Regions from separate parts of the Homo sapiens genome. Here region 2 is linked to region 1. A link is an interaction called in ENCODE POLR2A ChIA-PET data of the cell type or tissue named here. Cell type or tissue: PC-9. All regions are shown on one strand. Links, peaks and the distances in the headings refer to the core of each region. The heading gives the core; the rest is flanking DNA.

Region 1 (7,936 bases), core at 1,372-6,371:
CAGCAGTGCCCTGAACCCTGGCTGCTGCTCCAGCACACTCAGTCTTAATGTATTGACATTGGCAGCCCTTGTATATCTCGTCATGCCAATAAGGTAATTGAAATGGAATTGTCTCCAAGCATCCAATTAATCAGCAAATAAATCATAAACCTGTGGCTGTTCATTCAGGGAGGCAAAGAGGCTTCTCCTGGCTTTCTGACCACCGGAGTTGATTGAGCTCAGACTTTATGCACTTCTAATGAGCTTCAGGAGAAGAGAGGTAAGTCCAGGCAGGTAATGTTTAGAGCGTTACTGAGGCCCCGGGAACTGTGTACAAGGTCCTTCACGTATGAAGGCTCATTCTTCCATCAAAGAGGTTTATGTACTGGATTTTTTTCGTTAAAAAAATCCCCGTGAAGTGAGGATGACGATTCACATTTTACAGGACAGGAAACTGAACCTCAGAGAGGTTAAGCAACTTGCTGAAGGCCACACAGCAAGTAGAGGGCAGAGTCTGAGTTGAAAACTAGACCCGTCTGGTCAAGTGCAATGGCTCATGTCTGTAATCCCAGCACGGTGGGAGGCCAAGGCAGGAGGATTGCTTGGGGCCATGGATTCAAGACCAACCTGGGCAACCTAGTGAAACCTCATCTCTATTAAAAATAAAAATAAAAATTAGTTGGGCATGGTGGTATACACCTGTGGTCCCAGGAGTCCTCAGGAGGCTGAGGTAGGGGGATCACTTGAGCCCAAGAGTTGAGGTTGCAGTGAGCTATGATTGCACCACGGCACTCCAGCATGGGCAACAGAGTGAGACTTTGTCTCAAAACAAAACAAACAAAACACTAAGCCCATCTAGCGTTAAAAGCCATGTTCTTTTTAATCGATGCTGTGCCAGATATGCAGATTTAAGTCACAAATGGTTTCCATTGTCAAGCCAAATTTTAAATCCGGGACTGTGTGAAGTGAGAAGCTATTGGAGTGGATGGCCTCTGGCTGCTACCCCATACCCCAGCTTTATTAGGTGCTGGCATCGGAAGTACAAGCAAGAGACGGGCAGTGTCCTGTGGTGGATTTCCATTCCTGTGGGGGAAAATCCTCCTGTTCGTGTGATAACTTCGCACCTCCTAAAAGCCCTTTGATGCCCAAAACTCCTTCATAAGCTCAAGTGTTTCCTCCCCTTGGCCGGGTGGGGAAATTCTAAGGAACCATTCTCAGGCTAGGCTGATGAAGGGAGGGATGTCATTTTCTCACTTGAGGACGCTTTCAAGACGTTTCACATGACGAGAAGTCTTCACACCACCAACTTCCCCTTTTTTTTTTGTATTGTTTGAAGTTCAAACTGGAGAACTAACTGTGGTAACGGGTCAAGTCAGCCCAGCCAAAGGAATGACGGATTCAAAAAAAGTGGAAAGCTTCGAATTTCCTCACTTAGAATAAAAAAATGTTGATCTGTCTGCCCACGTGCAAACAGAGAGCCTGCGAGGAATTCATCTGCACCCTTCAGGAGGGTTTGTATCTGCTCTGGGATTTCTACAAGCAGAAAGGAGAATTATTTTCGTGATTCAGAGCAATTCTTCAGTGGGAAATGTCACCCTGAATCCTTTTGGCTCTGGTTTATTGGGGCATTTGCTGAGCAGTTGAGAACGGGGGAAAGAAGGAGTCCTTTCCTTTCTAGGAGGCACCTGGATACATCTGCAGTCAACAAGGGACCATCTGCCTTGCAAAGCGGGGTTTTTGTGGATCAGACCCAAGCCGAGTGTGTGCTGGGGCTGTGGCAAATACCCTGCAGCCCCTAGGAGGCAAATTGGTCCCTCCACAGGCAGCTGTGGCTTAGACATCCCTGGAGCTCAGGGAACCAACCGTGGTATGACACGTAAGAGCTCCAGAGACACCGTGCTGTGCGGGGAGCTGCAATCCCAGATGCACAGGCTGTGTTTCTGGGCAGGACGCCTCTAAACCGATGCAGAGAAAACTTGGTGGAGGGAGTGGAATTTGACTTCCAGTCAAATGTCATCCTGACATCCAGTCCCATGCACAAACTATGATGCTTTTTCCTTTAGCACCTTTGGTCCTTGTCTCCTCTTCACTATTATATGTGCCCACTTCTCTTCTCTGGATTATGACAGCTGCCAACTGCTGCCTTGCTAAAAGTCTCGCCCACCCCAATTCCATCCTATCCTCTGCCTCCGCCCCCCCAAAAAAATGAATTACATTGTATGGTTCTCCTTCTTTAAATCCCTCTATAGCTCCTGTCTCCTTGGCGTGGTTTGAGCCCCACAGACCTCTCCCGCTCTGGCCGCCCGCACTCCCATCTCAGGTTTCTACTGCTGTGATTCTGAGCTGCACCTTGGGCCATTCCTGGGATCAAGAGGGTCTCTTGATTTCTTGCTCTTTGTTCATTCTCCTTCCTTTGCCTGGAATTCCTTTAGCCCTCCTTCTTGCCAGCCCCCAAACAGGAAAGATTCCACCTTTGCTGGGCTTTGGGGATTCCAATTACTAACTGTAGGAATAACAGGGCATTTGGAAATTCAGTTTTATCGTTTCCTGGGGAATGACAGACACTTTCCCTCCATGGTGCCTGTGGGGGTGGCAGGTCCTGCCCTCTGTTCACAGACCTGGAGGGGAGTGGGAAGGAGCTCTGTGCTTTGAACATGCTTCTCTGGGGGTGCAGCCTCCAGGCAGCTGGGGCAGGATCATGCCCTCACTCTCTCCCTTGTGCTACCATGGAGGTCCTGTGTGCTGACCAAGCACTTGTCCCAAGTTGCTGGAGCGGGTCGTTTATTTGCTCTGCATCCGAGGCCTGAATATGATTGGTGCTTCACTTTTAAATGCGTGCATGAATAAATGGACTTGTCTTTCTCCCCTGTGACATAATCCAGAAGAGGAACTCTATCTTGACCATCTTTGCCTCCCCAGCACCCAGCACCATGCCTGAAGCACACAGTTGCTCAATGTCGGGCATGAGGATGCTAGAGGAGGGGGCAGCTGGTGGCACAGGTGGCTATGGTTGCCTCAGCTCAGGCAAATCCCATGGGCATGTGGAGACCCAGAGACCTACAGTTTTTTTCTTGGGTTTGTTGGCTTTTAGAGTTCTAACAGTTCCAGCCTCTTCTCTTGGGCCTCCTGGAAGGGAATGTCTGTCAGAATCTCCCATCAGGTCCTGAAATTTGAGAGCACAACTATTTACATATTGAAAAGGTCAGGATAGCGTGTGACAGTTTTACTTTGATTGAACTAGTATCTTTTTATTTTTCTCTTACATGAGGCTGAGCTACTTGCTGAACTGAAAAGGAGAGGGAGGGAGAAGGGGCACTTCCCCCCGGGGTTTCAAGACCTGCTGAGCTTCATAGCCAAGAGGTTCTCACTCCCCACTCAAGTGTCAGCTTTCCAGAATGGCCCCTTGAAGACAAAAACTCTTTCAAGGCATATTAAACAATAGCAAACTCTGATAAAATTCCATTCTGGTGGCATGTTTTATGAGAAACTGATGAGGGGCCCTGAAATGCATCTCAACCTTGATGTTTGAGCCAGAATCCAAATATTCCCTTTCTGTTAACCAATTCAATGTTGCTTCTCTCTTGTGGTTGTTTTTTTTTGGGTTGTTTTTTGTTTTGTTTAGGATTTTCCTTGTGGGAAGCCACATTCACCTTCTTGATACTATGAAATGGCTATACAGAAAAATAGAACCATCCCCAAGCAAAGATTCCTCCCCCTTTGGAATTGTCCCAGTGTGGACAGCACTTCCCTCCAACTTTGGATGAACAGAACAAACGAAAGGAGGAACTGTGAGTGGGGTCCTCTCCAACTGCTATAATGTCAGCTCCAGGAAAGCAGTGACCTTGTCCGTCCTGTTCACTGCCTGTTCCCAGCATCTAGAAGAGGGCCTGGCTCATAGTAGGCACTGAATAAATATTTGTGAAGAAGCTGCTAGATTGCAGGCTTTGTGATGGCAAGGACTCTGCCTAGGTCTGTGTTATTCATGAATGTGTCCCTCCCACTTAAGAGCACAGCAGGCACAAAATAGAAGCTTATTCATTCATTGAGCAACTACCATATGCCAGAGATGACTCAGGCACTGAATAAATACTTGTTGGATTAACTAAGTGCATTCTTGCGTACGTGCTTGAATGAATGAAGGAATGAGCGAATGAAAAAAAAACCAATGAGTCAGTTCATCCGCCAGCAATAACCAATCTCGCCTCTCTGTGCTGCAGTCTTGGGACAATAAGCCTGGAGGTTTCTCTCCCTGTGCTTTTTCTCGCTTGTTGTGATATCCCTGCCTACCAAAACTCCCAAGAAGTGTCAGCTCCAATGATGTTTCTTTGAATCACCCCATCTGGCAAGATGCAAACACTCTTGCTTTTGAATTGCTTTGTCACTTTCTGTCTTAGCTGTTGAGCACAGTTCAAAACCCATTTGCTGAGCCTGTCCTGTGGACAGCCATGGTGGCAGGAGCCAGGGATGTAGAAGTGACCCTGGAGTCACCAGGGTTCAGTGTGTGTCTTGCCTGCCTGGATTGTACAAGCACCCACGGCTCAGAGACGGAGACTTCCTCCTCTCTGTAACTGCACTTGGCACCTGGTAGTGAGTCTGGTCAAACAGATGCTCCTGCACTCACCAGTGAATAGACCCATAAGATGTGCCGCCTTTGAGATCTTTGCTTTGGTGGATTTGAAATATGGGAGGAAGAGCTGAGCTGCACTGTGTGTGGGCCAGAGTGGTGCGTCGCAGGCATGAAGAGGCCAGGAGTAGGGAGAGTTCCATGGGGGTCAGGATCAGAGAGGTCCATAGTAGGTTCAGGTGTGGTGGCTCATGCCTGTAATCCCAGCACTTTGGGAGGCTGAGGTGGGAGGATCACTTGAGGTCAGGAGTTCGAGACCAGCCTGGCCAACATGGTGAAACTGTCTCAACTAAAAATACAAATATTAGCCGGGCGTGGTGACACGTGCCTGTAATCCCAGCTACTCTGGAGGCTGAGGCAGGAGAATCACTTGAACCTGGGAGGCGGAGGTTACAGTGAGCTGAGATCGCGCCACTGCACTCTAGCCTGGGGGACTGAGCGAGACTCTGTCTCAAAAAAAAAAAAAAGTACATACAATGCAGATATTAATTATTCATTAATTGGTCACTGCAACAGTGAGACTGAGGACTTCTTTGATAGAAGCCCCAGTGCTTTCTAAATTGGCTTAAGCAAAAAGAAACAAAATGAACCCTTCATTGGTTCCCAGACATGATGAGTCATATAGGTCATCGCTGGCATTTGGGAGACCCAGCAGTGGCCAGAATCTCTCCCTCTCCTCGGGTCTCAGATCTGTTGTCCCCCAAGTTGCTTTGGTTCCCAGCAGATTGTCTGGTGGGGTCCTCCTCACCCTCCACTACTCCCTGCTGTCTTGAACCACTTTATTTAGCGTTGGCAGTGGTGGGAGGGAGCCGCTTTCCTGACAGCTCCAACAAGAGTCCTGGAGTTGATCTCAGGTCGCTTATGGCCAAGAGATTGGAAAATGCTGATTATCCCAGTGGAGACAGGGGCCCATCCATGGAACAGAGGGGATCAATCTTACCTCAACTGCAGACACCAAGAATGAGGTTTCCTGAAGCAAAACCAAGACTCTGGTACCTGGAAAAGAGGAAAATGCAAGCTGGACGGACAAAAACCACTCTTGGCTACTGTACAGGCTATCAAGAGAAACTAGGAGCCACTCCAATGACAGAACATTGCTTGTTGAGGGGAGACGGTCAAGGCTGGCTTTATCATGGCCATCACCAGTGCCCTGAATGGTTCCTTATGTGTGGGCATCATTAACCTGGCCATTTGCACACATTATTAATAACACTAGCAGCATTAATAATGGCTACAGAGATGCTTTATGTGTTTTCCATGCACTGGCTGAGTATCTTACTCAGTATTATCTTATTTAGTCTTGACTGCAACTCTGTAAGGTAGGAACTATTGGCCCCATTTTACAGAGAAGGGAATCAAGGTCCAGTGAGGTTAGGTGGCCTGTCCAGAATCACATGGCTAATCCCTGATGGTGGTAGTTTTTTTTGTTTTGTTTTTGTTTTTTTGTTTTTTAATTATTTAAGTGTAACAGGCCAGGTGTGATGGCTCACGCCTGTAATCCCAGCAATTTGGGAGGCTGAGGTAGGACAGTCACTTGAGGCTAGGAGTTCAAAACCAGCCTGGGCAACATAGCAAGATCCTGGTACTCTACACAAAATAAAAATAAAAAATTAGCCAGGTATGGTGGCATGTGCCTGTAGTCCCAGCTACTCGGGAGGCTGAGGCAGGAAGATCACTTGAGCCCAGGAGTTCGAGGCTGCAGTGAGCTGTGATTATGACACTGTATTCCAGCCTGGGTAACCCAGTCTCTTTAAAAATAAAAACAATTCTTTAAAAAAGTGTAACATGCATCCAGCAAAGTCCATAGTTCATAAGTAAATAACTAGAAGGATTTTCACAGGGACCAAACTCAAGCAAGCAGCACTGACATCAAGCAAAAGAGGAATATCACCAGCACCCGGAGGCACCTGTGACCCCTCCAAGTCACTACCTGTCCCCAAGGTCATCACTGCCCTGGCTCCTTGCAGCAGTGATCCTGCAGCTGACCCAGAACCGCCTGAGCCTGGAGCTACCCATGGGCAGTGGTAACTTACTACAGATAGACCTTGAAGTTCAAGTGGCAGGAGATGATATAGATGAAAGGAAGTCTTGCTAGGACCATTGAATCGCCTTATGACCTAACCAAAAGGTCTGGCCAAAAATCCAGACAGATCCTGATCTGGACAGTGCCCTGCAGGCCAGCACCCAGCACCATCCCAGTGCCCTGGACCTGGGAGTATACAGCGCCAAGACCGATCTGCAGCCTGGCAATGTGAATGGGGCGTTTATCATTAAAAGAAAAAAAGGAAAAAAAAAAAAAAAAGGAAAATCACATGCTTTCTTTAACAAAAGGGCTTCTCTGCAACTGTTTTTAAATGGTACGCAGCTCAAAATAGATAGGAATGATAGTACAAGAAGGTAAATAAAGAATCCCCTGGCACAATCGTGGGCCTTTTTTCTCTGCTGGTTGCAAAGCCAAGAGTAATTAGCACCGTGAGAATGGGGGGAAGTGATTGCTGCTCCTACAACACTCTAATTAACAGTTACTAATAGTCATAATAAAACTGAAAGGAGGCTTTTTAAATCTCGCCATTGAGTGAGTGCTTGGTATGGCAGAGTGCTCAGCATTGGGGACCCACTGCTTCTCGGGGCTATACACTTGGCATGGGTTCATTTCTCTAATGTTGTTAGGTTGGTTGGGGGAAAACAGTGGTTAAATATGGTGGAAGAGTGGGGAAGAGATCTTAATCATCACTAGAATTATTACCGCTAATAAGATCAACGACTGATCCATCCGGAGCTTCGTTTAGACAAATGCAGTCTTAGACACTGTTTCCTTTAACCCTCAGGATAAATATTTGGCTGATGTTACTATCGTCTTGATTTGGCACTGCTATATTTTCTGTTGGGGACAGTTTTCATTTGTCACGAGTGGGCTTTCAAAAGACTGTTCTGGGCGAACCGTTCTGCTGGGCACTTGGCATCCCCGGGGTAAATTGGTGGTCTCTTGCTCTCATGGAATTTATGACTCAGCAGAAATAAAATATAACAGAAGCTGGCTTTGAAAGAAAAATCACATTCATTGTGCAATATGATTTATCATGAACTTTAACTGGTTGGGTTTTTAAATGCCATTTATGTCCACCTTAAATTAAGTTATCCCAGTTCAAAATCACCCACAGCTTTCGTGATGGGCATGTGTTCTGTGAATGCAGTCACTTTGTGACCCATTAGTGACACTCCAGCTTTACAGTCACTAAGGATAGATGGTGTTCTCTTGATTCCCCTACCAAGTTCGTCATCTTTCCTCAAAAATGCAGGTGGAGTTTCTGGAGTGGCGAAGACCACAGAGCC
Region 2 (6,992 bases), core at 212-5,211, 450 kb after region 1:
TAACGTGGAGTTATCATTCACACACCCAGAAAGGCAACAGCCCTGTGGCACTGTTCTCTGGCCTCCCCAGGTTTCCCACAGCAAATGACAACAGCAGCTTGCAGTGTGCCTGTCCTGTGCCGGACCTGGACTCTCAGAAGTGGCTGGGGAAGTAGACAGCATTTTCTTTTTCTTTTCTTTCTTTCTTTTTTTTTTTTTTTTTTTTGAGACAGGGTCTCACTCTGTCGCCCAAGCTGGAGTGCAGTGGCACGGTCTCGGCTCACTGCAACCTCCATCTCCTGGGTTCAAGTGATTCAGGATTACAGGTGCGTGCCACCACGCCCAGCTAATTTTTGTATTTTTATTTAGTAGAGACAGGGTTTCACCATGTTGGCCAGGCTGGTCTCGAACTCCTGACCTCAGGTGATCCAACTGCCTTGGCCTCCCAGAGTGCTGGGATTACAGGCGTGAGCCACTGCGCCTGGCCAGCATTTTCTTTTTAACAGGTGAGGAGGTGAAGGGCATTGCCAGGGGTGTACAGAATTAAACCTACATCCCACAGACTCCAAAATCCATCTATATTCCACTCTACTGCTAAGCCAACTACTGATTCACTCAACAGATTCCACTATACCACTATGCTGTGCTATTCCTTCATTCAACAAACATCTATTAAGCTCCTCTGGCCTGTGCCAGGCTTGTTCTTGGACTAGAGAGGGCAGTGAACAAAAATGACAAAAATTCACACCCTTGAAAGTTTACCTCCTGCAGCCACACTTTCCAACAGAAATAGAATTCAAGGCCCATATATAATTTTAAATTTCCTGGTAACCACACCTTTTTTAAAAAGGACAAAGAAACAGGCAAAATTAATTTTAATAATATATTTAGCTCGACATGTTCAAAATATGTCAACATGAAATTAATATAAAAATGTTAGTGAGGTATTCTTTTTGTCCTCCTAAGCCTCAGAAACTTGATGAAAGCTAGTTCCCTCTGGCCACCTGACAGCAAGCTGGGTGTGATTGTCATTGGGTCACCTGGAGCTCAGCCCCGCATTGTCCATCAGTCCATTCCTGCCACGTGCCCCTTGGGACTGCACTGGCCATAGCAGTGGGCTCCGTGGCTCCCTGTTGCTGTGGAATTGGGGAGCCACCATTTCTCTGGATTTAGAGAGGTGCTGGGCCTCAGCTCAGAGGGCTAGGTTAATGCACCTCTCAGTTTGTAACATGTCATTGTTACTGGGCCCTACACAGCCGCTTCCTATCTTTTCGTTGTTATTCTTTTATTCCTCTTTTCTCCCCTCTCCTATTCCATCCAGGGCACCCATCCTAACATGTTTAACATGCCTCTTGTTGGCTGTGGTCTTGTACATTGTGTCTTTCTCATTTCCGTGGATGATATTGCGTTCTGTCTCATTCTGATTGGTTATCCCCTACCTTACGTTTTTCAGCCAGCAATTTTATTTTCCTGGCCATAAATTCAAGAGCGCACCTGCAGCAACACTATCCAATGGAAAGAGAATTCAAGCCCCATATATAATTTTACTTTTTTTTTTTTTTTTTTTTTTTGAGACAGGGTCTTGCTGTGTGTCACCCAGGCTGGAGTGCAATGGCGCGATCTCATCTCACTGCAACCTCCACTGCCCAGGCTCAAGTGATCCTCCCACTTCAGCCTCCCAAGTAGCTGGGACTACAGGCACTCACCACCATGCCCCGTTAGTTTTTTTGTGTGTGTATTTTTTGTAGAGATGGGGTTTCGTCATGTTGCCCAGGCTGGTCTCGATTTCCTGAGCTCAAGCAATCTGCCTACCTCGGCCTCCCAAAGTGCTGGGATTACAAGCGTGGGCCACTGCACCGGCCTGCCCCATATATAATCTTAAATTTCCTGGCAACCACATCTTTTTATAAAAGGACAAAGAAACAGGAAAATTAATTTTAATAATAGATTTTACTTGATATATCCAAAATCTGTCATCTCAACACGTAATTAATATAAAAATGTTAGTGAGATTTTCTTTTTGTCCTGATAAGCCTTGGCAATCTAGTGTGTGTTTTACACTTGAATAGCACATCCCAATGCAGACTGGCCACATCTTGAGTCCCATAGAGTTTATTGGGACTCTCTTGTCCCCATAGTTTGTTCCCATGAGTCCCCCACCCTCGTTCATCTTCTCTAGGCTACCTCAAAGGAACCGGTTTGCCCTCATTCTCTAGGATGTTCTAGCTCCTTCTCTGAGTCTCTTGACTCATCGATTCTTCCTTGAGTTCTGAGATTACTACCAGCTAGGGCTTGCTATATGACATGTCACTTTGTCCTCACATCACCCCCATTCTGAGACTGAGGGAAGAGCTGGCCCAGGGTTGCACACCTAGTGGGTACTGAGCCTGATTCCAGACTCCAGCAGCCTGAGCACAGAGCCCAGCTCCTAACGAGCATCTCCTGCCCAACCGACTGCCCTCGGCCTTGACCCAGCAGGATTCCCAGGAGACGTGGCTTGTGGGAAAGAAGCCCAAGCAGTCCTGGCTGAACTTCTTTTTCTGAGATGTGTTGAGAGTATCAATTATGTGTGGGTCCTCAGAGACCTGCAACTCCGTGGCTTACTCAAGGCAAAAAGTTCCCTCCCCATCACTTAAAAGATGGAGGCAGTCCTCAGCCCTGAGTTTTTATTCCTGCGACTTTGCTGTGTGTGCATCTCACTCACTGCATCTGACAATTGCATGGCACTGCATGGTGTGCGCCTAGCTCATCCACCCATCCATCCCCCACCCAGAGACACCCAGACTGCTGCAGTGGACAGCCTCACCCACGGGCCCTGTGTGGGATGTGAACTCAGCTGGAGACCTGCCGTGCTGTGCCAGAGTGAGCTTGGACCACTTTACAACAGCCAATTATGCACATCTCCTCCCTACTCCGAGTTCAGTGACATCGTGTCAGTAGCTCGATAGTGCTGTGATGGGAATATTTACACCACAGCGATGGGCCGTGGCAATCACTACAAATCTGGGCTGTGTGTGTGTGTGCATGTGTGTGTGTGTGTGCGTGTGCATGCACACATGTGAAAGAGAGAGGGGGAGGGAGAGAGAGCTAGTTTACCAGCATACCACTGTGAGGGAGTATGTGGAGACTTTGTTTTCTAGAGACATGGTGCACCAGCACACACAGCAAGAGACAGGGTCTTTCTATGTTTCCTGGGCTGGTCTCAAACTCCTGGCCTCAAACAATCCTCCCACTTGAGCCTCGCAAAGCACTGGCATTACAGGCATGAACTATTGTACCCAGCCCTTTAATTTTATTGAATTAAGTGCTTCCAGACTGGTACCAGAATGACCATCCAATTTTACATGTCATTTCAAAAAAATTGTTTTCCCAGTTTCCAATTTAAAAAGACTTATGAACAAGTATGTGCATTAAACAACAGTGACAACATAATTTCAAGTCACCTATTAATTCAGCTAGTTGGCCCTGGGATGTAGTGCAGAATTCTAAAGATAAGTGTTGACTAGAATTCAGTTTCTAGTTTTGGCATTCTAGGACTCTTTCAAATGCAGGAGACAGAAAACTCAGTGTAATGAATGAGCTCTTATCACTCAGCCCTCCAGGGTTCTTCAGACACAGCGGGATCCAGGTTTGCAAACAGTGCCATGAGGACTCACTCCCTGCCGTTTGGTTCTGCTTTTTGCTGTGTTCATTCATTCCCAGGCAGGCTTTCTCTGCCCAATGCTCTGAGCTGCCTATGCAATGGAGGAGTGTCTCTTTCTCAGCAATTCCAGGGAAAGTTAAAATTTGAAACTCATTGGCCCAGTGTGGGTTACGTGTCCGTCTTGAAATTATCACTGTGCCCCAGAGTGTGGGAGGCCCTGATTGGCCAGGCCTGGGCATGTGCCTGCCCCTTGAGCCAGAATCAAAGTCATATGGACTGAGAATGGGGAGGGCCCTAGAGAAGGAAAACCAGGCACTGTTCCCAGCAGGTTAGGAGTGCCTGCTGGGCAGGTAAAACAACAGCATCCTCTCAACTTCTCTGGGGCGCTTGAGACTGACCGGTGCCCCTCCCTGTTGGACACCTCCTCCTGTGACCTTTGGACCCTGCGTTTTCAGGGCTTCCCGGCCTCTCTGACTGAAGAGGCCTTCTCTGCATCTTTACCCAGGCCATCTTCTTACCCTGCTTCTGGCTGAGGCTCTCTCCAAAAGCCCCGTACTGAGGCTCTCTCCAAAAGCCCCGTACTGAATCACTCACCTCATTCCTGCTAAGTGTGTGTTGTGACCAGTGCTCCGATTATGGGCACAGGCTCTGTGTACTCTCTTGTCGGGATGGTATCATTGTTGCCATTTTACAGATGAGGAAACCGAGGCTCTCAGTGGTGGAAGGAGCAGCTAGTGAAGCAGATGCACACCAGGGTCCTTTCCTTCAGCTGCCGTAGCCCTCCACTTCCCTGATCTCGCTGTGTCTGTCACCAGGGCCCTCCAGCTCTGAAACTATGTCCCTTTCCTTGTGGTATCTGCACCCAGCCAGCCACCACCTTTCCTCCCACAACCGTGAACCTCTCAGCCTGTGTGGACAGGCGTAGCTTTGGCTATACATGACAAAAAAAAAAAAAAAAAAGCAGATTCAATAAGATAAACCTTTATTTTTCTCTTATGTAAACAGAGTCCAGAGGTCAGCAGTCCAGGGCTGAAAAGGCAGCACCGTGATCCTCAGGGACCTAGGCTCCTTCTATCTTGCTGCTCTGCCAGTCTCTACCTCACATCCTAGTATGGCTGCTTGAGCTCCAACCATCACATCTGCACTAGAACCAATAGGAAGTGGGAAGCAGGGGGAGACATGTCTCCTCATTTAACATGTTTCCCTTCCTGAATGTGCCCCACCCCCTATACACACCCTGCTTATATCCCATTGGCCAGAACTTAGTCACATGCAACCGCTAGTGAGCTGCCTAAGAGGCTGGGTACTGCTATCTTTATTCTAGGAAGCCACGGAAAGCCGAGCATCAGCTTACTATGGAGGAAGGGGAACACGGATATTGGGAACCACAAATAGGCAAAATTAGTATTACTATTATTTTTTGAAACAGAGTCTCACTGTGTTGCCCAGGCTGGAGTGCAGTAGCGTGATCTCAGCTCACTACAACCTCTGCCTCCCGGGTTCAAGTGATTCTCGGTGCCTCAGCCTCCCGAGTAGCTGGGACTACAGGTGTCCGCCACCACGCCTGGCTAATTTTTGTATTTTTAGTAGAGACGGGGTTTCACCATGTTGACCAGGCTGGTCTTGAACTCCTGACCTCAAGTGATCTGCCTGCCTCGGCCTCCCAAAGTGCTGGGATCACAGGCGTGAGCCACCCCACCTGGCCAACTGGCAAAACTCAGCCACCCTGCCGACCAAATGAAAACATCAGACCAGTGAATTGGCACGCTCTCTTTTCTTTCCCTCCAGCACAGGGAGAAGGAGGAAAGAGCAGCAGGCTCACTGTGCTTGGAGGTGAGCTGTGCCGGGCAGGTGACATCTCACCTTGGCCAGATCTCTCTGGTGCATTCCTCAGGAGGTCAACCCCGTTTCCGGCCCTTAGCTGGGACCTGCTTGGTGTTTACAGATTGACGTGGCAGAGGGGAAAAACACCCAAGATGTGCCCACTGAGCCCTGTGAAATCGTTTTCCAGCATGGAAGTTTCACCAGGGCTTCTCTATAGACAGTGAGGCCACTTCTGAATGCCATAATGCCATGCTGGCTGTGAAGAAAGTCGATTGTGTCTTTTTTTAGTTCACGGAGACTTTTTTTTTTTTTGGAGACGAAGTTTCACTCTTGTTGCCCAGGCTGGAGTGCAACGGCGCAATCTCAGCTCACTGCAACCTCCGCCTCCTGGGTTCAAGCAATTCTCCTGCCTCAGCCTCCCGAGTAGCTGGGATTACAGGCGCACGCCACCATGCCTGGCTGATTTTTTATATTTTAAGTAGAGATGGGGTCCCACCATGTTGGCCAGGCTGGTCTCAAACTCCTGACTTTTAGCTGATCCACCCTCCTTGCCCTCCCAAAGTGCTGGGATTACAGGCATGAGCCACCACACCCGGTCAGTTCACAGAGATTTTAAAACCCAGGGGGGCAGGTGGTTGTGAGGGTGGGCTAGCCACGGGTTGGGGGAATCATAATGCCAGCTTTCCCTGCAGCATCATGTCTTGGCAGCACCAAACACAGAAGAGGAAACTGAGATTCTGAGAGGCGTAAGGAGCAGCTACTGAAGCAGATGCATGCCAGGGTCCTTGCCTTCAGCTGCCATAGTCTCCCATCTCCCCAGTCTCCATGTTTCTCTGTCACCAGGGCCCTCCAGCTCTGAAATGATATACTTTCCCTGTGGTACCTGCACACAGCCAGCCAAACACTCTGTTGGATAACCCTCCACGTGGATAACACGCTCACCCCTCAACCCTATGAGACCAATATTGTATCCTAGCTGCTGCTGGGCAGAGGTGGGATTTAGTTCCCTCCTGTGAGCTGTTGTGCCCTGACTTCTCTGCGAAGTGGGGACCGTAGCACTTCCTTCCCGGGGCTGCTGGGAGATGATGTGTGAAACATATTAGCAATACCGTGGAGGTTGTGAGCACTCGGCCCAGGGTAGATCTTTTTTATTACCCAGTGGGAAAGAGGGCCTAAGCGAAGCAAATGTGGGCTGGATTGCGTCCCCCGCCAAATTCCTTTGTTGAAGCCCCCTGTCCCCAGTACTCAGAATGGGATTGCATTTGGAGATAAGGCCTTTACATAGGGGATCAAGGTGAAGTAAAGTCATATGAGTGGGCCCTAATCCAATATCACTGGTGTCCTTGTGAGAAGAGGATCTCCTGAGCCCAGGATTTCAAGACCAGCCTGGGCCATACTGGGAGACTCCATCTTTACAAAAAAATGCCAGGCTTGGTGGCATGCACCTATAGTCCCCAGCTACTCAGAAGGCTAAGGCAGAAGGATTGCCTGAGCCTGGGATATCGAGACTGCAGTGAACTGTGATCATGCCACTGTACTCCAGCCT

The links. ChIA-PET counts read pairs that join two places held together with the same protein. Peaks named below come from ENCODE experiments on the same cell type or tissue, not always from the same donor. Only the 100,000 strongest peaks of a DNase experiment are listed, where the experiment ranks them.
Region 2: POLR2A ChIA-PET joins it to region 1 with 12 read pairs; 1 of 35 experiments calls an interaction of 5 or more read pairs at or near these places.

What each region holds. Positions count from the first base shown.
Region 1 is chr1:14,738,374-14,746,309 of GRCh38, forward strand. The region is part of intron 1 of KAZN (kazrin, periplakin interacting protein); the gene reads left to right. Among named protein-coding and RNA genes, the nearest start is that of KAZN, 140 kb to the left of the region's middle. RefSeq lists enhancers at 3,683-4,267, 4,268-4,851. In PC-9, for the core only: no CTCF peak of the experiment used is centred there; a DNase peak (open chromatin) is centred at 4,068; H3K27me3 peaks cover 633 bases.
Region 2 is chr1:15,193,391-15,200,382 of GRCh38, forward strand. All of the region lies in intron 1 of TMEM51 (transmembrane protein 51), which reads left to right. Among named protein-coding and RNA genes, the nearest start is that of TMEM51-AS2, 25 kb to the left of the region's middle. In PC-9, for the core only: no CTCF peak of the experiment used is centred there; a DNase peak (open chromatin) is centred at 2,201.